Linked DNA regions of Homo sapiens: regions 1 and 3 are each linked to region 2. A link is a loop called in an ENCODE intact Hi-C map of the cell type or tissue named here. Cell type or tissue: dorsolateral prefrontal cortex. All regions are shown on one strand.

What was found. Hi-C counts contacts between places; a loop is a spot of excess contacts. Peaks named below come from ENCODE experiments on the same cell type or tissue, not always from the same donor. Only the 100,000 strongest peaks of a DNase experiment are listed, where the experiment ranks them.
Region 1: it touches region 2 in a loop (4-fold over the local background); 3 of 110 quality-filtered maps call a loop at or near these places.
Region 3: it touches region 2 in a loop (5-fold over the local background); 3 of 110 quality-filtered maps call a loop at or near these places.

The regions. Positions count from the first base shown.
Region 1 is chr1:116,030,182-116,038,181 of GRCh38, reverse strand. It overlaps SLC22A15 (solute carrier family 22 member 15), which reads right to left. Exons shown (of 12, transcript NM_018420.3): 6 at 6,601-6,816; 7 at 2,855-2,995; 8 at 794-879. Among named protein-coding and RNA genes, the nearest start is that of SLC22A15, 58 kb to the right of the region's middle. In dorsolateral prefrontal cortex, no CTCF peak of the experiment used is centred here; a DNase peak (open chromatin) is centred at 4,741; H3K27ac peaks cover 7,861 bases.
Region 2 is chr1:115,829,459-115,837,458 of GRCh38, reverse strand. It overlaps NHLH2 (nescient helix-loop-helix 2), which reads left to right. Exons shown (of 3, transcript NM_005599.3): 3 at 1-1,082. Among named protein-coding and RNA genes, the nearest start is that of NHLH2, 7.7 kb to the left of the region's middle. In dorsolateral prefrontal cortex, a CTCF peak has its summit at 3,455 (motif pointing left); a DNase peak (open chromatin) is centred at 7,978; H3K4me3 peaks cover 403 bases; H3K27ac peaks cover 33 bases; H3K27me3 peaks cover 2,459 bases.
Region 3 is chr1:116,017,113-116,025,112 of GRCh38, reverse strand. SLC22A15 (solute carrier family 22 member 15) reads right to left here. Exons shown (of 12, transcript NM_018420.3): 3 at 5,399-5,531; 4 at 4,228-4,392. Among named protein-coding and RNA genes, the nearest start is that of SLC22A15, 45 kb to the right of the region's middle. In dorsolateral prefrontal cortex, a CTCF peak has its summit at 4,240 (motif pointing right); a DNase peak (open chromatin) is centred at 4,262; H3K27ac peaks cover 3,010 bases.

The sequences.
Region 1 (8,000 bases), 200 kb before region 2:
GGGCTCTTGTTATATCACATGCTCCAGCATGAGAGAGTTGTTGTGACTCACTCCTCCTTCTAGAAAATCACGGCCAAAAACACAGTTCCCAAGGCAATCACTGTCATACCTCAGGTGTGCTAGTGAAAAAAGAGATTGAAAACCAGCAATAGCTACAGAATGTCTACACAGGGGCAGTAATCAGGTTATATTAGAATGCTAAAGGGATCCTTCTTGAAGCTGTGTTTGCATAGAAAAGCTACACATATATAAAAATATCAGTTTCCTAACTAGGTGTTTTCACATTTATATAAGACTAAGAGACTATCCATTGTCACCAACAGTGAATACCATCCCCATTATTCTTGTTGTCGGAGTTCCTTGAGAGTCATGGTGGAGATTTGAGGGGTACCAAAGCCACCTTTGAGAACCAGTGGCTCTGCTCTGCAATCTTGTGGTTGGCTGTAATGACGAGTGCAATTTGCAACCTTGGATGAAGTTTCTTTCTGTGAAGAACTAATCAGTCCTCCTCATCATCAAATAAACAACTCTAACATCACCAATACTACATCTCAGTCACCCCAGATGGTAGCTTAATAGCCTGAAAGAATTAATAGTGCACCTCTACACACATTATTCACCCAGAGAATAGCTGAAGCAAAGGAAAGAATCTGGCCCATTATATCCCACACAATTGCTAAACAATATGCAATCACAGAAATGAAGCATGCCATATGGTCATCTCTCCACTATATTATGATTCATTGTAATGAAAGTACTGTTCAAAACCCTTGTAGAAATTTGAAAGGCATACCTTTCTTTTCTGGAAGAAACATTACAATAAGACAAGCCAGTCCTCCTAGGCACAGAAATGCTGATAATGTTCGCTTCCGACCAAACCTAAACAATAGAAAGAAATTACACAGTTCTCTTAAGAACCTTATAAATTCATCTGTTTCTTCCCAACCTTCTTATTTAAAAATCTTCAGTTTCATTATATATGTTCATCTCCTCTTAAGGCTAAGTGGCAAATGTGACTGATAGGAAACTGACTAGGACTCAAAATAAATAACCACTATAAAACAAAGGGAAAGTTGCTGGATGGCAGGATTAAGTGATTTGTGTGAGAAAAGGGCATAGTATCATTCTATCTATTTCCATAAATCCTAAGTTTCAGACACTGTTTTAAATGTTTACCATCTATTATCTTATTTAATCCTAATAAAATTCCTGTAGGCATGTACTATTATATTCTCCATCTTTTAGAGAATGAAACTGAAACAAGGAGAATATTCTAACAGCTCCCTTTATTTTCTGGTTACCTTTTCTGGTTTTATGCAGTTTAAAGTTTTGGCATTTTTCTTAAGTCTCTCTCTCTTAAAAATACACACAGAAAAAAATTTGTCAGTGGGTTAGAAATAAGTGAAATGCTATTTCATACTTTGTTGAAAGAAGCAATTTTCAAATAAAAGCCTTAGACTTGGAAGAAAGATATTAACATTAGAAAGTCTCCCTTTTCTAGGGGCTTACAACATGCTAGGTACTTTTACTAGGAACCTCAATAATTTTGATAATTTTGCCAGTGAATTTTACAATCCCTGGTTTGGGGATAAGTACGAAGGGAGGCTTAGTGAAGAAACTTGTCAAAGTCATAAAACGAACACATGGCAAAGACTAGATCTGAATTCAGGTCTGCCTGGTCACAAAGGTAGCATTCCTTCCCTCTGCTTCAGATTTCAATCCTAACTCTGGGGGGCGCTAAGAAGGTCTTGAGTGTTCTTTTCCAGGTCATTTTGCTTAATTTAACAGTCAATATGGAAGGCCTTTCAAGTAACACACACCATGCTAGGCAAGCACCAGGGATACAAAGACACATAAGATACCCCCATGGACGGCTTCCTTATAACACTTTTAAGTGGCCCCAGAGGTATGCACAGGGTGCTAGAGCAGCACAGAGGAAAGGCATCTGGCACAACTGGGGGTGCTGGGAAAGATTTCTGAATACAATACCTGATCCAGCTCTTGGATCATGATGAGAGTAAGCTGTAGCCTCTATCACAGGGATCAGCAGAGGCAACTGGGAACACTCCCTGGGAGACAAGCCTTCAATTTAACAGAATCCAAACCTGCCCTTCAAAACACTCTAGACTAAAACCTCATGACAAGGGCATTAAGCACAACACCAAAGAAATTCTGAGTTTGGCTGGAATGATGATTTTTGGAGAAAAAGAAATGGCATAATCCAACTGATTCCCAGCTCATACAGAATGGGATTTTTAAGTGGCCTGGTCAGGCACTAAGTAACAGAAGCAATCTCAAAAACTGAGGAAAGGGTGCTCTATAAAATAACGTTTAAAATCTATCTCAAAACTGTGCCCACTGACAATGAGTAGCAAAAGAAGGTTTTATCTTCTGCCTCCTCAACAAAGTAAGATGGGCCACAGAAGATAAGAAAAGTCTTTCTAGTTCCTTCAATTATTTGTCTTCTTGTAAGAACTTCTAAATATTTATTGCTAATTGGGTTTATAGAGTTTCATCTACACAGAACTAATAATCTCATCTCTGGAGACTAACAAATTACATACAGACTACTCATAAACCCTCTGATGGTAATATTCAATACTATCTTGGATTTCGATATTCAATATTGAATTGAAATCTATATAAAAACTCGTAAACATGAAACTCAAGAAATCCTGCACTAAGAAATGAATTCTAACTGTTTTTAGATGGAAAGAAACTCTAATCACCACAGAGCAATCAGCTGATACTGCATACAAAGACAACACCATATAGATATGCATGTGTATCAGAGGGCATATGTGTATGTGTGCATTCTCTACGGTGCACTTCATATTCATCCACACTTACTCACCATTTTTGGTTAATCAAGTAGATACAGAGAGGGTAAGATGGAATCTCTATGAGGCCAGACAGGGCCAGGTTGGCATAAATACTTCCACCTAGATCACCCGCACTCAGAGTTAGGCCATAATACACCAAGCTGCACACAAACCTGCAATTGGGAGTCAAAGGACCAGGAGGTAAAAGACAAGAAGGACAACAGAAAAGTACATAAGAATTTGCCAGAGGAGATTCAAATATTGGTTCAATATAATTGCTTGATCTGCTGTAAGCAATAAGCTTGTCTCTCCTACTAATTTTTCTATTTTAATCTAAATTTCAACACTAGGAAAAAACAAAAAAATTATGGGGGTTTGGAAATAATTTGAGCTATGTCTATATGTTATATAAATCAAATGGATGGCCAGCCCCTTAAAGAGGAAAGACATTGCATGTGCTTTCAGCAAGCATTTCTGCAATTAATAGAACACAATGACCCTATTCTTTATTTAAGGCAACAATTTATGGAACACTTGTTATAGATAGTTGTAATATTATTGAAATGATTCTAGAAAAGAACTCCCATGGAGAAAGCCAACAGAAGATGGCCTTAAGAACATGAGCTGAGAAGTGACTGGATCTTCAGTGGGTCACCTGCAGGCCCAAAATGACTGGCACTCCAATCCCCAATGATCCAGACACTTCCCATTGCAGGTTTTAACCCCATCCTGCATTCAGCAGGTGCACATGATACAGACTCCCAGAACAGGAAAGAAAAATTAAAGGTCACAGCAAAGGCAGGATCTTCTAGGAGGAACAACCGAGGAAGGGTCACTTAAAAAGCCATTAATTTATTTATGTACACCGTTCCTGAAACAAACAGGGAGCTCCTCTTGGGTGGCAGGCATAGTGCTAGGCACCAAGCCTCTCTCCTACAATCCAAGAACTAAAGAGCTGAGGAAGCCAAGTGCCAACCTAAAGATCCAAATCAGGGCTTCCTCAAACACAGTAATGGTGGTAGTAGGAACTTCTATGCCTAGGAAACTGCATTATTAAAATAAAACAAAACAAAATAGAATAGAATGAACAAAAATAAAACCCTGAAACTGGGCTTTACAAAAATATGAATATGTTTGGTAAACCACAAATTTCTATACAAGCAGTAAAACACCGAAGCTTTGTTAAGTTCATCAGGTTTTATGCTTTTGCAACACAGTTTGATCAGTGTTTATTAAGGGGACATTCTCATTTGCTTCCCTTTAGTTTTCCTTAGAGAAACTCTAATGAGCTGTGGCTATAATGAGATCAGTCAGGAAAGGGAAAGTTTTATTTCCATCTCTGCTTAATCTCAGAAGTGGGCCAAGTACCCCAGGCTGTAGTAATGTAAGAAGAGAGAGATGTAAAGAGAAGGGACCCTCAAGCTGGAGTGGTTAGTAGTCCAGCCCTCCCTAGCAAATGAGCCAGAAGTATTATGCATGATTTCTTACTGAGATGAAGTGTTATTCATATACCAAGGACAACGGGCAGGATTGTAGCCAGGACATCACATGTAAGGATGCAAGGTGACACTGCATTGTCTGTTCTCACTGTCTCCCAGGTATCTTGCATGAAAGCAGAAGGCAAAATAAATTTAAATCCATGCAGTTTTCTAAAACGTTTTTAAAATCCCTTACACCTGCAGAAACAGCATTTACATAATGCTGTTTCCCAGTTGGTTTTCTGTGTCTGTTCTGCATTTACAATAGAAATTCCAGCCACACACACACACATACACACACACACACACACACACACACACACAGAGACACCCCTATTTAAATCAAGCTGTGACAGTATCAAGTCAGGGCAAGAATAGACAAGCCAGTTCAGGACAATAGTGGAATTTAGTTCCCAGCTGGTGGTGAGAGAGAACGGGGAGAGCATGAAGCATGGAAGGCCCATTGTCCCCAGGGCTGGGCCTCTGCTCTGCAAGTTGCCTTCGTCATAGAGTTGGTCATTGGGATCCATAATTACAGCTATTAAAATCATTTCAATCCTCTTTATGTCCCCCAAACAAAATCTAAAATGCTTGCATAATATTTAACAGTATATTTAGAGCATCAAATAATTATTTAAAAAGGCACTATTGTGGAAAATAACTAAAGGAACAGATGTTTAACACAGAGGTATAATTTGAATCCCCAGTTAAGGCTTTCTTGAATGACAGATCCACAGAGAAGATTTTAGAATTTTATAGCATCTTCAAAAAGAACGGCAATATGTGGAGTGACTGTCTCTATTATCACATGTTTTAACATTCTCAGCCTCAGGGAAGAAGTTTATTTGGCTGTGTAAGAAATAAAATGAACAGGGACAGTTTCCCTGGCCCTAAGTCTAGGGTTTGTTTGTTTGTTTATCCATTGAAGGCCAGAACCCAGAAGTTAATATACATGGGGGAAAAAATAAAAATAGTGAATAATCTGCAACAAGTAGGTGGTTCCTCCAAGGCAGAGGTTGACTGACTGTCTATGTGATACACAAATGTAAAGTTTTATGGAGCCCTAAGTACCTGAACATACTTTGTAAGTATTTGCTTTTGAATGGGTAGAACCTCAAATTAGCAGCTCCTATGTTGTGTTGTCAGGTTTGGCTTTCAACGGTTTTCTTAATCTCCATGCCTCCAAGCCTCAACATTTATTATGCATCTGTGATATTCCTAGTGCTGTGATGGTTCTGTGGGGGAAAGCAGCAGTTGGTTAACATGGCCCCCAACCATACAGGTGGCAGCCACTGCTTGGGTAGAAAAAGAGTATATGATATAGAAAAATATCTTTGCAGCTTCTTATTCTAAAGCTACTATTCTTTGTAGCTTTATACATAAGATCACTTTCATATAAAATCACTTTCCTTTATCCCTGCATGAAATGTAGGGCTCCATGCAGGCTTCATGGCAAATACATATAAGCCACAGCACAACTGTCCTTTAGGCTAGTAGGTATGATTTTGCCCAGATAACACTTATGGCACATTAGCAGTATGTACAATATCAAAACACATGTGCAATCCACAAATTGTATGCACCCATCCATTTCTCCTCTTTCTACAACTTCATTCTTTAAATGAAACCATCTTGAACCGCTGAATGCAACTTACACTCACGCTGAGAGCATTTTGAAAGGTAGGTGGGAATAAGCTAAACAACCAGAAAAATCAGGTTCAGAAAGTGCTCATCAGTTCAATCACTGATTTACATATGTGGCTTAGGGTTCATCACTTCAAACTCCTGGGGTCCCATCTGTACAAGGGATCATATTTAGCCCACCTCAGTGAGTTAGTGAGTGGGAGTGCCACAGAAAATGCAGCATGGAGCACCGCAATCAGAATGTGCTAGCAAACTGCTTGATGCCAGTGCCAAAGGTAAGTATTTTTAAAGTCCTATTTAAAAACTCATCTATTTCTACCATGCTTATTTGCTTTCTTTCCTTTTTTGCAGGGGAAGGGGCAGGAAGGCTTAAATATTTATGATAAATACCTCAAAAGCAAAGATGTGCTTCTGATGTCTACTTACTCAAGCTCAGTGGACCTGCCCATCAGGCACTATCATCTGCTACTTGAGAAAGACGGGGCTGCGCAAGCAGAAAACCAGGCGCTAAGGATCAGGAGACTTGCTGTTGAGAAAACAACCTCAAGCTAACAAAAGAGGTAAAATTCCCTGTACCCTGAAGAAGGAGCAGGATATCAAGAGAAGCTCGAGCAACCTTAGTTAAAGAGCAACAGAACACGCCTTAGTATAATTACCAGATGAACATCAGGATCAAAGTGTGTCCTAACAGGACCCGGTAACGAAAGAGATCCAGGAAACTTCCAGTCTCCCTGCAGCTCCTGTTGGCTGGGTGTGTTAGTGAGAACGTGCACTTGAGTTTGCGGTTCCTCTTGGCAATGAGGTACAGCGCCTCTTCAGCCTCACTCAGTCGACCCTGGGAGTATAACCAACGAGGTGATTCAGGAATGAATCTGAAAGAGATGTCATTAAAGCCTGTATATTCATATAGGTACACGTGCACAGGAAGGAGACAAATCACCTACTCAGTACGTGGATTCCTGCACCACAAATGGGATTCCATGTTAGACTTAAAGTTTGACTCTCCCAATAACATATGAAAGGGCTACTTTCAACAGCATGCTAACATTAAATGGTAGTCTACTTTATCACTGAAAACCAAGAACATGCTTTACAATTGCAGTTTAAAAAGCAAACAGTATGCATTTATTTTTAAATAAATTTTAATATGTGAATTTTAATATGTTAAATATTAACATATTATTCAGTCTATAGGACTGAATAATGAAAATTCTTCATAAAGCACAGGTCAAAGATATGGCTCTAAATCCTAGCCAAGTGTTGTTTGAAAATACTGTAGAGACAATGGGTTTTTTTAAGTTCTAAAAAAGCCTGACAAGATAGAAATCTTTATTATCTCATCAGGAAAAAAAAATTTAAACTGAAATATTTTTAACATAGTGACATGTAGGAGGTAGAGATTATCTTAAGACTACACATAAAGATGAAACCAAGTTTACCAAAGCTACTTTTGAGTGTTTACTGCTTCAAAATACTCAAATCACCTGACACACTGGCTTTAATATGTCCTGAGGATATTTCCTGATCCCCCAAGACCTTAAAGAATAGAAGTTATTTCCTGACCAACTTCTAGTTACAAAACAACAGTTATTTTCTAATGTAACTACAAAGTGTTGGATAATTATATTGCCATTGATATATTCAAAGAGTTTCAAAACTTAAATATTATGTATCTTTTTGCCTCTTCCCCATTTTACCTACACTTTCAGAGGACTTTCCAAAGACAAAACCAAGGCAGGAATATGGAAGCCTTGTTTACAAGACACAAATCAAGGTTGTTTTTTTTTTAAATCTAATTTGACATTATCTGCCTAAAATGAAACTTAGATGAATAAAACTGGCTATTTACGGTGCTTTATAGAATTCACTGTGCCTTCTAATAAGGATAGTGAATTAGGAACAAACACTACAGGATTTGGAAACTTAATGGACAGCCAGTCTGTCAACAGCCATTTATTGAGCATTTCAATTTTGTACAGAGTAATGTAATGGTGCTGAAAGGAAAGATGCTGGAAACCAAAAGGCAGGAGTTTTCCCAGGAGCTTTGCTACTGAGG
Region 2 (8,000 bases):
GGTGCGACTGGAAACTTTCCTTTCTGTTGTGAAAATAAAGATTATATTAGAATCCAAATAAACCCTGAATATTTAGTAAGTTTAAAAAGACAAATTGAGAACAAGTAGACACACTGTGGGAGGATCTGAGCTTGGTGATATTTTATCCCCAAGATATGACACCAAGGTAGACAGGAAAATCCATATTTAAATGGAAACTTTAATATCTGATTACTTTTGCAGGCGAAGTGCCCCTTTATATATCCAAAAACATCTATTTGTGACCTTAAACATGTGGACCCATAGGTGCAGTTAGAAAAAGACAACCTATTTTTATTTATGTTAGAAGGAGTAGAGTATTTTTTTCAAGACATTTATTTTTCAGAGTGGTGATACTTTTACTTTGGATACTCTGTGCCAATTTATTTATAGTCAAGTGTTTACACTTTTTCCTGTGGAATAATTATGTCTAACTTTTTACGTGTTTGTTGAGATTATACTGTGGTCTTTCTTTCTGCTCTAATTATATTGCACTTGTATAACAAATTTCCCACTTCTCCCTGTTTCTAAACATATTTTATATATTAAGATGTTTGTTCTTGAAAGGTTCTTTTGTTGTGAGATCAGCAACACTAGCACTTCACTATTATAGTTTTTTAAAAAGTGTATTATTCTTATCTGTAGTTATGTCTGAGAAGTCCTTTACAAGCTGTTTATAAGGAGAGTAGCTTCTTTGTGTGTGTGATGTTTGTGCGTGTGATGAATTTAGCAAATTAAGTTATTTTCCTAAAAAAAAAAGAAAAAAAGAATTCAGAACTACTTTCCTCTGTGACACCAAAAAGAAAAGTCTATAACCTGAAAATGTTTCATGTTCTCTGCTGTGAAACTCTTAAAACAAGGAGTGTATTTTAGAGACAAGGGAAAAAAACCACATCTGCTATCCAAAGATTTTAGTCTTTTTCAGGGTTTTTTTGTGTCTCTGTTGCTTTATATAATGCAATATTTTGTAGTGAAAATAGATATAATCTGGTTTCTATCTGACGAGTTTTTCATATCTCATGAATGGTGCGCTGTTTTGCATATAAATAAAGGTATCAAATAAAGTCCTCTCTTTTATTTTAAGCACACTGTCTAAAAATAATGGACATGTTAGCTGAGCATGAAATATCTTAATGGACTCAATTCCTTAGAAAGGAACTGGTAAGCACAACAAAATCTTAACATAAACATATTTATGTAGTGAAATATTTGATGCTCAAATTTGGACGTGGATCAGTCCCATAAATAGATGCCCTACATATGATGGTGACATAGATCATTCTACAATGAGGAAAAGAAGTATAGTGTTTATATAAAATATTACTTGAATTGTGGATTCTTTGCCTCTAAAAGAAAACTTAATAACTCTCTAACCCAGCCTCTTCAAATTAGAGTTGGGAAACTGAGGCCCAAGGAGTGACCTACACTAAAACACATAGCTATTTAATGGCAGTGAGAAGAAGATCCCTGATGTGATGACTCTCAATCCTCATGGCACTTATTAAGAACAAGGTGTGTATTACTATTGTAATACTCAAACATCCAATCAGTACACAGATTCAAGACAGGGCATCCGCAAACAAGAAAAAAAATTGAGCCCTGGACCAACCTTGAGATAAGAAGAATGACATCTGCAAAAACCTGTGGCTAGTATAAAAATGCGAAATGTATTGCTTACAAATAGAAGACATAAATGACTTAAAAACTATATGTACATATGCATATATAGAATATTATGAAGTATGAGTCTATATCACACCAAATCTCTGGTTTCAGAGTAAATGCAGTTAGATGGATGCTTGGCCTTATGCATATAAAATGTCTGTGGGATTGCTGGTATTCTTCACTTTTCACCCAGGTGTCTTCTTGTCAGCTTCACAGATACCTACTAGGTAGGACCTCATCCTCTCCCTTATATGAAGGTGTATAGTAGGAAAGTACTTCCTAGTGTGTGAAAAAGAACAGCACCTTCTGTTGCCTTGTATCTGGACAATGTCCTGGCCACTAGAGCAATGACTGGTTACTCTGTGACCTGCAAAACACATGAGTGCCTGTAGGCCTTCTCACCTCTAGGCAGTGTGGAAGGATAACCACTCCTAGTTCTTATAGCACCTCTCTATTATACAAGAGAATAATTAGCCCTGCTCCTATGCCAAGGGTATGAAGTCAACTTCTAACCTCTGGAAACCTTCCAAGTGCCTGTCTTTCCCAGTTTAGGGGCCCAACTTCCAACTGACCAACACAGACCTCCCATTCACATGTAGGAGGAACCTACTGATACACTCCCCTAGACAAAAGGCCCTTGGGATTTGGACAAAGGGCCTTAGGGATTTGGACAAAGGGCAGCATCCCTTCCTAGCTATGCAACCCATGTGATTTCAGGAGAGGATCTTTGCAATGTCATTTCAAATCCAAAGCTGCTGAGCACCCTCCAAGAGAGACAAGCATGGTGGCAGTCTGCTAGACCAGAGGGTGACTGGCTCATTCCCTGAGCACAGCGCAGACACAGTGATTATTCGCCCATCCATGAGGTCTCGATTCTTCTTTGAATGACGATGGTGAGCATTCATTCTTACATTTAACCTTTGTTTATTGAGGACCCACTGTGTGCCAAACATTGTTCTAAATGCTGAAAATAGAGCAACACATGAGACAAAGTCTACTGGAGAAAAGCAGTACACTGAAGCGAAAAAACCCCCAATATTTGATTTTAGATATTGCTAAATGCTATGAAGAAAAATAAGCAGGGTAAAGAACACAGGATGGGGGCTGGACGTGCTGGTGCTGGGTAGCATTTTAGAGAGGGCTGTTGGAGAAAGCCTCTCTGAGGAAATACATTGGTACCCTCTGCCTAGAGACTTAGGCCTGCTGGACCAGCTTATACAGTTGCTGCCACTGGCACTGCCTTTTCTTTTCTCATCCTATTAAAATGTTCTGAGTGCTCATGCGACCAAAACAGTCTGTGCAGGTCACTTACCTTTCCGCAGCTGGCCCCAGCCTCATCCTTTACCCTGAGCTTGGTCTTTCACCAAACAGACCCAGAACCACATGTCTTCCTGCTGTCCCTTCACCTTCTTCTCTTTGCCCACAGCCACTCAACAACTTGCCAGGCCATTGCTGCTCCCCAGAAAGCCTAGCCCCAGCTGGCCCAGCGGACAAGACTGCCTGTGCTGAATATTTCTCCACCCAAATGGACTTCCCCTCACTTCTACCACTGCCCGGAAACTTCCAGAGAACAAGGGTAAAAGTATTGGGCAAAACAACCTTCCTCTCCAGGGAGAGGGGAAGAGGAGGGGCAGTGTATGATGGGATGGGATGGTAAAGGAAGGGCCGACTGAGGAGAGAGGAATGGGTAAGGAGGAAATGAGACTGGGTGGGAGTGGGGGACTCTGGAGGGAATACCCGCTTCCCACAGGAATGCTGTTTGCAGGAGCTCCCTCCAGTGGCCCTGCCCCATGAACACGTATCACCAGAGCACTATGATAAGGCGAGTAGCCAGAGCCAGCCTCTGTGATGCTGTGATTTATCCAACTCTCCTCACTGCTGTCTCTGGCTACCAGTTTTCTTGCTGATGTTTGGGGTGGAGAGAATTTAAGGGGAGAAGAGGGCCAACTTAAGAGCATGCACAGCCAATACCCTTTTCCATATTTAGATGTGCTATCTCATTTATCAGTATTAGTAGTCGAAATAATAGCTAATGTGGGTTGAGTGTATACTACATGCTTACTAAAGTGCTTTGCATGCATTATCTCCTGTAATTCTCACAACCACCCAGTGAGGTAGGTACTTTTATTGTCTCCATTTAACAGATGAGGAATTTGAGGCTTAAAGAAATTAGATGACTTGCTTAGGGCCATGAAGCCATGTTTATCAGTTTATCAAAGTGCCTGCCCCTACCCATCATCCTCTAGAGTTGTCCTTTGATAGAGGGGTAGCTGTGCCACTCACACACCACCCCCCTTGGTGCCTGCACTGCATCTTTCCATCCATGTGCCTAGGGAAAGCTTCAGCTCATGTAATGCCTAAGGAGTGCTGCGTCTGCAGTACACACAGCTGCCCAACCAATGGGACCAGTGGAGGCCAAAACCAAGCCTGTGCTCTGTATGCCAAGTCAAGCATGTGCCTTGGCTTGAAGTTGGACTACCTGGAGGAAGGGGAGCATTTTTCTACTTTGCAAGAAAACACTATAGGATAATGGTGGCCCTGTGACAACTCCCCCACCAGGGCACCGTCATTCACTACCACATGGGTGAGGCTGGCTCCATCCACACTCCTCTGCACCTTCCAGCCCATTCTCACGCTGCTTCTAGACCTATCTTTAAAAATTAGCGTGCCATCCTCCTTCGTGAATGTCCATTTTATTTTTTAATAAAATTCAAGTTCCCAATCTAGGCATAGAAATGTTTCACAGTCTTGTTCCAGACCCTCACTAGTGCCATTTTCAGCCACTCTCCAGAGATTAAATATTCCTGCAAACTCGGTTTCCTCACTTCCCCAGAGAGGCCAAGTCTTTTTCTTTTACGACCTGGGCCTTTGTATTTACTTCCCCTTTACTCACAATGCTCTCCCCTAACCTCATTTTTTACCCAGAAAATTCCGATGATTCCACTGTGACCCAACTCAGACCACACGTAACCACACGTATCATTACAAAGCTTTCCGTTTCTTTCAGAAGCATTAGCTGCTCTGTTCTCTGAGTCCCACATACATACATCGTTTTAACTGAATTTACCTGTTTCTCCCATCTCTGTGTTTGAGACCCAAGACTCTGGAGCCAAGTTCGGGCCCTGGCTCCAATTATTCTAAGTGTATGACATTGAACATGTTACTATATCTCCTCAAGCCTCCATTTTCATCCATAAGATGGGACAACGTATGTACCAATCTCAAATGCATGTCATGAGGTTTCCATGGGATAATGTATAGTGCTTATCAGAATAGGAATACATGGGAAGTGCTCAATAAATGTGAGCTATTTTCATTACCTTTGTATTTATAATATGCACAGGAATTAACATAGGATAAGCTAAAATCAGCTTTAATTCTTTAATATAGTAATGATTTGTGGTTTCCACCAACTATATCCATCTGCATATGATACATTACTAACTCAACAGTCAGCCAGAAATCATCCCCATCTTCTAAGACAGGAAGCATAGGTAAATTAATAGTCATCCATGGAATACACCACACATGCACACCTGTAGAGTTATCTACAGGTCTGAAAGCCCCACTCGACTCATGATAAAGGCCCAGTCTATGCCTTTTCTCTTTTACCTTGGTTTTTCCCATAGCACGAATGCTGTGATAAGCACTATAGCAGACTGGTCAGAAGCACAGACTCTGTCAAAGCTAATTTTTAAAGATAGGTCTAGAAGCAGAGGGCCAGTTTTCAGGCCTGCTCACCCATGATAGGTCAGGCAGAGGGGGATGAGCGGGCACTCACATCCAATGTGTGTGTACGAGCAATTGCCAAAGTTAAGGACGACAAGGGGTAAATTTTTTTTTTTTTTTTTGAGACCAAGTCTCGCTCTGTGGCCCAGGCTGCAGTGGTGCAGTGGCGCAATCTTGGCTCACTGCAACCTCCACCTCCCAGGTTCAGGCAATTCTTCTGGCTCAGCCTCCCGAGTAGCTGGGATTACAGGCATGTACCACCATGCCCAGCTAATTTTTTGTATTTTTTGTAGAGACGGGGTTTCACCATGTTGGCCAGGCTGGTCTTGAACTCCTGACCTCAGGTGATCCGCCCCCCCCTAGGCCTTTCAAAGTGCTGGGATTACAGGCGTGAGCCACCGCGCCCAGCCAGACAAGGGGTACATTTTTAAGATAGAAGGAAAAGTCATCAGGGAAGGTGGGTTAGATCAGCTGTGAAAGTCCCCTCAAATATGCAAGTGCTCACAGATGATTTTCAGGAAATACTGTTCGTTTTACTGTGATAATGGTATATTTGTTGTTAAAAGAAAAAAGAGTCCTTATCTTTTAAGAGATACTTACTGATGTCTTCATGGATGAAATGATGTGATGTTTGGGATTTGCTTCAAAAAGTCTTAAGGGGTAGTGAGAAAGACAGGATAAGAAAATAAATGAAATGTACTTATTGGTGTTGTGTATATTTGAATCCATTTCACTATTCTCTTGGCTTTTGGAGATGTTTTAACAGTTTTCCATAAGAGCGTTTTTTAAAATGTAGTTGCTCAGAAAATTTGTGCCAGTTGATTTTTACTCACCAGGAAGTCGACTCCCGCTTAAACTAAGGCCACCACCCTCTTTCACAGAGCTCCACCCTTTAGCACAAGTCACCTCATGCCACTCAGAGAACCATCTCCAGCCCTGGTTACTTTTTGTGAATGCACCAGGTATTGCTCCACAGAGTCATCTCTGGAGAAAGTTTTTTTCTTTGTCTTTGGTCAATGATCCTCTGTCCCTCTTGGCAGACTGACTCCAGTGGCCTTTTATTTTCAGTTATTCCATCCTAACCCCAGGGAATCCTAAGAGGACCCGCCCCCATATACATATCTACCAATCACACCACCTTTCTCCTGATTCAAGAAGCCCCTGAAATCTTCCCTTTTTCTGATATATTGCTGGAATGATCAGCAAGGAGATGAAGAACTCCCTCCTGACCTGGAAATACTTACTGAAATGAAGCAGGAAATTCCAACAATTTCTCTCTCCATTATCTCAAGAATAATTAAACTGTTTAATTCATTGTTAAAAAGGTTTCCTGCCATAAATGCTAATATAGTGAGTGCTATTGAGCTCTTTATAAGCACAAGACATGTTCTAAGTACTTAACATGAGTTAACTTAATTAATTCTCCTAACAATGCTACTGGCTAGGTACTATATTTTCCCTATTTTACAGGTGGAAAAACTGAGGCACAGAATTAAGTAACTGGTTCAAGGCCACAGCCAGTTAGTAGGAGATGGAGAATTGAGCACAGAAGCCTATCCATGGCCCAAAGTTGCCCTGCGGGGTGTACTGGGGTAGCTGACAGCGGGGGGCTGGCTAAATACAGCCACAGGTAAAGGGGAAGCTATCAGGGACTGCTGGAACATGTTAGAGTGGATATGCTGCCAGATTCCAATTTAGGCAGATTTTAAAGATTAAATAAAAATCGGGTGGACTCTTTCAGCCATTGGCCAGGCACTAAACTCAGGAGGGAACTTTGGAGTGAGGACCTCCTAGACTTCCCTGGCAGCAGCAGCCTGGAGCCTGAGGGTCATTTACAACAGGCCAGGGCCTCTCTTTGAGGTCTGTTGCATATTCTGTGTCTGTGAGTCCCTCAGGCCCCTGGTAGAGAGGGCTCAGCTGACCTGAGTGGTTAAGTGACTTGCTCACAGTCTCAACATCCTGCAGGGCGGAGCCACCTAGAAGCCTTTCACACCAATCCTGTGCTCCTTCCACACATAGACCCCACACTGTCTACCCTGGGCTGCGGCCTAGGGACTAATAGCATCAGCAAAAACTGCATAGGCATAGCATTCACCCTGTGCGAGGCACTGTCCATTATTACCTCATTTAATTCTCTAAAAATTCAGTGAAGTAGAAGGTGTTATTATTCCTAAATTATAGATGAAGACACTGAGACACGAAGTTAGGTGATATGCCCTAGGTCACATTGCTAGTTAGGATTGAAATGGGAAAATGAGTCTTTAGGGCAATACAATTAAAAAGCAAATACTTTGATAAAAGGAAAAAAAATACGTTTCCTTTGTTGTGAAAATAAATAAAAATACACGACAGCAACTGAAAGTGAGAACAGGTTTTCCCTTAAGCGGCGTAGGCCCTGGACTAGAAATGGGCCCTGCTCAGTGGACTTGTCCTCTGGTGCCACTCGGAGAGTCCGAAACTTCAAAGGGACTGCAAAGCAGCAGGTGAGGGAGGCCTCCGTGTGGGCTGGTTCTGCGTGTGTCTGGAGAAGGCTCTGTGCTGACATCATGCCTTATATAAGCTCTGGATCAAGCCTGGGGGAGGAGATC
Region 3 (8,000 bases), 190 kb before region 2:
TTCTTATTGGTGAAACAGAAATAACAGTGCCTACCTCATGTTATACAAATGTTCGATATTGTCCTAATGTAATCTGGATTTAGCCCTTCTATTTATTAACCTCAAAAAAAAAAGCCATCTGAAAGCCTCCTGTTGAATCTATCACAGAATATTTGCTACCTGGTTCTCCTTCCTAATTCCAAGAATGTCCCACCCACTGTTGGAGAACCGACTTCCCTGACTTCATCTCTGTGGTTCAAATGGGGCCTGCCAAGTATAGTTCCTCTAACTGCAGGGTGACCCCAATCAGCTGAGCCGATCAGAGGCCTTACCCAAGACTTTAAATACTAGACTTGGAGCTGCTGGGCCCTGTCTGTGACTATGCAGAGGAAGCTTCTCAGAGAGGATGGGGAGCTGAAATGAGAAGCATCTGACTTCTGGTTCTGGGCATCTTCAACGCCTGGTTCTTCATGGTCTAGTTATCCTAACCAAATGATTTTCCCTTATATATGAGCTCATTAGAATGACAACAGGGAGAAGGCGTAGAGATGAATATAATAAGGCTCTATGTTACTTGGTTTAAAAAATTAATAAAAAATAAACATTTCAAGTCATCTTTTCTGGAGTATCATAGGTGGCTTTATAACCATGTATATGCCTTTAAGTACTATGCCTATTTTAAAATTTATTCTCTGCTTATTTTTAATTAATTTCAACTTCGCTATTCCTGCTCAGTTTGCACTAGTAAAAGCTAAACTTCAGCAGGTTAGAAAAGAGTATATAGTTATGACTTCATTTTTGTAAACGGTACCAGTAATCCATCTTCAAATACAGACCATGAAGTCTCCTTGAGTTATTTTGCTCTCCCCATCTCTACTGGTCCTTTAGCAAGTCACTTTCCCACCAAAATCCAGCTCAGACACATCCTCTTTCTTCTCCACTGCTTCCATCCTGTCTAACCCACCACTGGTTTCATGTGGCCAACTATAGCAGCCTACTAAATGATCCCTCAATTTCTGTACCTACCAGAGTAATCTTTCTGTATATGAGACCCTATCACTCCTGTATTTAATATGCCCCACTGGCTTCCCACTGTACTTCAAGTAAAAAACAAATTCCTCATTTGGCCCATCACAGGCCCTGTATCATCTGGTCCCTCTCAGTTACTTCACTCTTTCCTTAACTCTCTACCCTGTAGTCATGAGAACGTTTTCAAAACTTTTCAAAGAAGTTCCTTCCTGCTTCAAGGCCTGGGTCTTTGCCATTCCATCTAGCTAGAATATACTTCTCCCAGAATTTCACAGGCCTGGGTCTTCCTAATCATTCATGTCTTAGATCAAACACCCACATCGAGGTTTTCTCTAACTATCCTATTTAATATAGTTACTCCCCACAATTACTATCTAGCCCATTACCCTGCTTCATTTTCTTCATTGTACTTCTAATTTTCAGAAATTATCAATTTGTTCCACTTTTCCTAAGTAAAGCATCAGTTCCATGAGAGCAAGAACCTCCCCCAAATCATCCCTGTCTTTTCCACCTTTTTATCTAAAAAAAGCAGTGTCTGGTACATGGCAGAATCCGTTTAATAAATGAATGCTGTGGAATAGACATGCAAAGGAAAAGCTCTGGAAGCATACATAGCAATATGTTAACCATGGTCGTCTCTAGGGGAATAGGACTACATGTATTCTTTAGTTTGATGACGTGTGCATATATTTCTTAATTATTTTCTACAATGAACATGAATTGTTATATGAAGACATTAATATAAGAAAACAAATAATAAATATATTAATATGGAATTTTTCACAGCTTCAGTATTTTTTGTTTTTCACTTCTTAATAATTTTCAGTCAATTAGCCAGAAATCCTTTTTGTTAAGTACTACAATGCAAACTGGTCAAAAATGGATGCTTGCAGTTCGTACTTGTGTTTTTTGGTATATGTTTACATATTGTTTTTTACATATTGCAAATATTATTTTGTAATAAGCATAATTTTTCAAACTAATTTTCATTGCCAAATAATCAGGCTATTTCCAGCAAATCCCCTATTGCTGAACATTTAGGGTTTTCTCTGACTTCTTGCAATTCATAAGCATATTTGAAGCCACAGGTGTAGATAAAATCATTCTGGAAAGAAATCAGCTTGAAAAGAAAGACCAAGGACAAAACCCTGGGGAAGACCTCGGTTCATGAGAGAGGGAAGGAAGCTACTCAAAAAAAGTTCCAGGTGCTATCAGAGCCTTACTTTGTCCTGGGTGCAGGGCTGTGTACTGGTCTTCAGGGAACTCTCATACATGCTCTCAATTTCACATTGAATTTGGCAACCATGTGGTTTCACTGTTACAGTTTTTCTTCCTCTCTCCCTTTTCACTTTGCTACAGAAATTTTGATAGTCTCATCTTAACCCAGCATCAAGGATAAGAATGAGAGGTCAAAACACTCCAAGGGGACTCTTTTCACTGGCTTTAGGCAACTAGCAAGAGAGCAAGAGACCAGGGTTGGTCCTTTCCCCTAACACATGCAATATGACAGGAAAAATACTTAGATAATCTGGCAGGGTGGGAGTGGTATACGTTTTTTATAAAACAGCATCTTCATGCAACGACTAAAATCAAATATAAATACTATAATGGAGAAATGTTAAGAGGTACAAGAAAAATATGTATTCATGGTGCTCTACATGAGCACAATTTTGGACCTCAGGAAAACTGAAATCAAAGGAGAGAGTGCCTTTTTCCCTTCCCTGGATACAGGGAGCAGGCATGATCACCATCATTACCAACTTCTTAGAAAGTCCCAGGAAATTGGCCATACTATTCAGAAAAATGACCCTAAAGTCTCAATGCAAATTGAAGACTCAGAGGAAGCTTTTTCACTCATCCCAGCTTAGGACCAGTTCCAAAAAGGCTTTCGAAGTTGCTACAGACAAGGTGAATCCTAAGGCAACACTGTTTGAGACCAGCAGGAAGCCTGTCTGGAGAGGATGGAGCTGGTGTCTCTTCCTCTCCAGCCTAGTTCTAACTGGTCCAACCCTATGGATCCTTCCACTCGACAGCTGTTTAGTGGAGATGCAAACAGACCACAAGTCTACTTTATTTAGCCTTGTGTCTTCCAGCTCGATACAATAGCCCATACACTTCAAAAACAACACCAGTTAGAAATAACAGGTTGACCAGGCCAGCACTCACATGAGGTGACATGCTGAAGTTCCAAGAGGAGAGTCTTTGGGGAACAGTGGAAGATGACCTGGGTGTCATCAAGACCCAGGTTGCAGTTCTGGCCCTGTCAGTTATCAGCTGCTGAAAACAGGCATGTCACCTCATCTCTCAAAGGCTCAATTTCATCATCCATAAAATGAAGGTAGGAATCCTTAACTTGTAAGCTCCGGGAATATTACAGATGGATGTCAAATGCCTAGCATGGTAGCTGGTACATAAGAGATGGCTGGCACTGTGTATCAGGTTCTAAGAAATGGCCTTCTCATATAGATCCTCCCAAAGACACATTTCCATCAGTCACACGGTCAACCTGTTTCCCATATCCATATAAGAACATCCATGGGAAACATTCAACCATTGTCAAGTGAATGAAAGTAAAAGAAACAAAAAGTTATCATTGCAAACCTAAGTCTATAAAGTCTTAGACACAGTTACTTCTCTTATGACAATATTTGAAATTAAATAACCTTTTAAAATCATTTATTTTACTATCTATGTAGTTCTTGAGAAAATAATGGGATAGTCAAAAATAATTCAGAATACAGTCTCAATTTTGGAAATTAAATATCAATAAAGAAATGCTACAATAGTACTATGTTGACTTGAGAGCAGTAAAAACAAAAAAGGGCTGTGAAACAAAAATTTAATAAACTAGAATAAAAAGGCTGTAAGAAAGGAGTTTCTAATATTTCCTATGTCTGCACTATTTTTCAGTTTAAGTTGTAAAAATTTGCTAGTGTCCTTCCGAGGAAATCAATAGTCTCCACAGTAATCTGTAGGCAGTCCATGAGGCGGATGGCAAGCTCACATGTGAGGCAGGCCCCCAGGAAGACTGTCTACAGAGGAATATTAATAAAATGACTTGTTCAGGGTCATACAGAACCAAATCAGAAAAGCAAATCTAATAGTTGGATAAAGTACCTCAAGTCCAAATGCATTTCCAGACTCTAGGATTAAACTGGGTCCCTATAAAATTTTCTGGAGCTGCTCACCCAGTCCAGAGCTGCATGATTTAAGTAGTACCTGCAAGTGCCCAGTAGGCGGTGCCCACACATTCATTAAGCAAGACAAAGGCCACCAGCGACATCCCTCCATTCATCATGCCCACCAGGAAGCGAGTTACTGCAAAGAACTCATATGAGGGGGAAAATCCATTTGCAATTGCAAATAAGATGTCAAGAGCAAAACCTAGAAAGAGAAAACAATATTCAATAATCCAGAGGCAAAATAGCATTTGATGAAAGTAATAAATTATATTCATTAGCTTATAAAATAAATGTTTGTAAACTTAAATTTTCTGAGCTGTTTTTGTGGGTTTCTTTTTGTTTTTTTTTGTTTTTTTGTTTTTTTTTTGAGATGGAGTCTCGCTCTGTCACCCAGGCTGGAGTGCAGTGGCACAATCTCGGCTCGCTGCAAGCTCCGCCTCCCGGGTTCACACCAATCTCCTGCCTCAGCCTCCCGGGTAGCTGGGACTACAGGCGCCCGCCACCATGCCTGGTTAAATTTTTTTTGTATTTTTTAGTAGAGACGGGGTTTCACCGTGTTAGCCAGGATGGTCTCAATCTCCTGACCTCGTGATCCACCCACCTCGGCCTCCCAAAGTGCTGGGATTACAGGCGTGAGCCACCGCGCCCAGCCAGCTGTGTGTTTTTTTTTTTTTTTAACAGCTTCTCTTGGAAACTATTTTTTTAAAAAACCATAAGGTTTACTTTATTACATGATTTCTGTCAATCACAGACAGTTTTCAATTATTCACAATAATGCTGGAAAATGAAAAACCCTTGCTCATACTCAGCTTGTCAAGAGCACTATGCCAAGTCCTGTAGAGCTCATTTGAAATGAATCAACACAGAGAGATATAAGGAAATGGGCCTAGTACACTGTCACAGTCTTTTACTTCTCTCCTTAGCAACATGGCATAAACTAAAATTTGGGGGTTGCAGAAAGCACCATCACCTATGAACGGTTTAGAACACAAATATCTGACTTTAACTAGGTGGGCTAGTAACTTAAAGGTGCCTGGCCAGAAGCACTCAAGCTGCAGTTTGGCCTCTTGCCAGGATAATAAAGATCAGTTCTGTGTCCATATGCCAATTCCCGGAGAACCTTAAGGAAATAGTCCCCTTATTATTTCCCTAAGAATCTTAGAGAAATAAGCCCTCTCATCCAGTTTATGAATACTCTAATAGATTACCTGTGAGATAGACTTTTTTCCTTCCGAAGCGATCTGAAAGCTGACCAAAAGAGATAACTCCAACAAATACACCACTGAAGAAAAAAGAGCTTGCTGCACTGACTTTGTAGGATCTGTTGGCAATTAAAAACCACTAGAGGAAGATAAAACAAAAGAGAGACATGTAGGATTCAGTTAGCTATTAAAAAACCAAATGTGCAACAAAAACTTGTACACCAGAATTTCTATACTGCATGATCCACTATTAACCAGAATTCAGTAGAATTTGTCTATCTCAGACAACGTCCAATCAGATTTTATCTTCAGAAACACTAGAAATCACTATTATTATGATGCACTCCCACAGTACTCTATACATATCTTATTACAGAATTGAACACAATGTATAATAGCTAATTACTTATGCATCTATTGACTATGTCCCACATCCTAAGGCTCTGTGTTTCTTGAGAGGAGCCTTGTCCCATTTATTTCCATTCTCTGATGCCTAATACACTATATGACATATATGAAGCAATAAATACATGAACTTTTTGTCCAATTGGCTTATGGGTTTAAAATCTCTTGAGTATTTCCCTCAAAAAGATTAAACACAGAATTACCATATGATCTGGCAATTCCATTTCCAGGCATATACCCAAAAGAACTAAAAGCAGGGACACGAAAAGATATTTGTACACCCATGTTCATAGCACCTGTATTTGCAATAGCTAAAGGTGGAAACAACCTGTGTCTATCGATGGATGAAGGAATAAACAAAATGTTGTATGCACATACAGTGGAATATTACTCAGCTTTAAGAAGGAATGAGAGAATAGCCAGAGATTTGTTAAAGGATACAAAATTACAGCTAGATAGGAAGAATAAGTTCTAGTATCCATATCACTGTAGGATGACTATAGCTAACAATAATATACAGCTTCAAATAGCTAGAAGGAGGATATCAAATGTTCCCAATACAAATGATAAATATTTGAGATGACAGAAATGCTAATTACCCTTATTTGATCACTATACATTGTATGTATTAAAACATCACCATGTAGCCCATAAATATAATTATGTCAATAAAATTAAAAAAATAAAAAGGAAGAGGCTGAGGGGGGCAGATCACAAGGTTAGGAGATCAAGACCATCCTGGCTAACATGGTGAAACCCTGTATCTACTGAAAAATACAAAAAATTAGCCGGGCGTGGTGGTGGACGCCTGTAGTCCCAGCTACTTGGGAGGCTGAGGCAGGAGAATGGTGTGAACCCGGGAGGCGGAGCTTGCACTGAGCTGAGATCGCGCCACTGCACTCCAGCCTGGGAGACAGAGCGAGACTCCGTCTCAAAAATAAAAAATAAAATAAAATAAAATAAAAAGGAAAAAAATTCTGATTCATGCTACAACCTAAACTCTGAAGACATTATACTGTATGAAATAAGCCAGACACAGAAACACAAATATAGCATGATTCTATTTATATGAGGTACCTGGAATAGTCAACTTCATAGAGGCAGAAAATAGAATGGGTGGTTACCAGGCGCCAGAAGGAGGGGGGAACAGGGAATTATTGCATAATGGAACAGAGTTTCAGTTTGGAATGTTGAAAGCGTCCTGGAGATGAATAGTGGCAATGGTAACACAGCAATTTGAATGTATGCAATGCATCTGAAACTACACACTTAAATGTGAATAAAATGGTAAATTTTATATCACGTATATTTATGACAAAAGAAACTCCTTTAGTATCTTCTACTTTAGGGAAACTTAGGAACTTAAAGAGAAAGCAACCATTCTCTGGTTAAAACACCACTATCTCAAGTCTTGTCTAGTGATGTGTTAAAGATGATATTTGGTTATAAGAATAAAAGTGAACCCATGTCACAGAATAACCTCAGAGAACCAAGAGACCACTCATCCTTCCTCTTCCTGGTCCCCTTCGCTAGAATCAGTGCTGACAGGTGTGTGAAGGGCTCCTCCTCCTCGAGAACTTGCAATAAAGAATCTTCAGTTGCTCTCTCCACTTTTCAGATCACTCCCTTCTGATGCTTCCACAACCAGTCATCATGGCTCAAAGTACATCTAACTTCTCTCCTTCCCTCCTAGTCTTGTAAGACTGGATTGATAAAGGTCTTGACAAGACAGCTTCTGGACATCTCTATGCAAAACCACCCACCAAAAGGCTCAGGAATTGGGAAAAACAGATGAGAATAATGTCCCCTTACTAATGTATGCTTTACTTCTGAATTCCATTCTTCACATGCAATTCTTAACAAGGTAAATTAGCTGGTTTTCCTAGCCATTCTTGGATTTACTATTTCTTTCTTTCCTTTTTTTTCTTTTCTTTTTTTTTTTTTTTTGGCAGGGTTTCACTCTGTTGCTCAGGCTGGAGTGCTGTGGTGCCATCACAGCTCATTGTAGCCTTGACTCCCCAGCCTCAAACAATCTTCTTGCCTCAGCCTCCCAAGTAGCTGGGACTGGAGGGAGCCACTTTAAATACGTGGTTCAGGGGAGGATTCTGGGCGGAGGTGACATTTGTGACCTGGATGATGACAAGTAACCAACCACAAAAAAACTCTTCGGGGAAAATAATTGCAATGGCCCCAGGTGAAAACA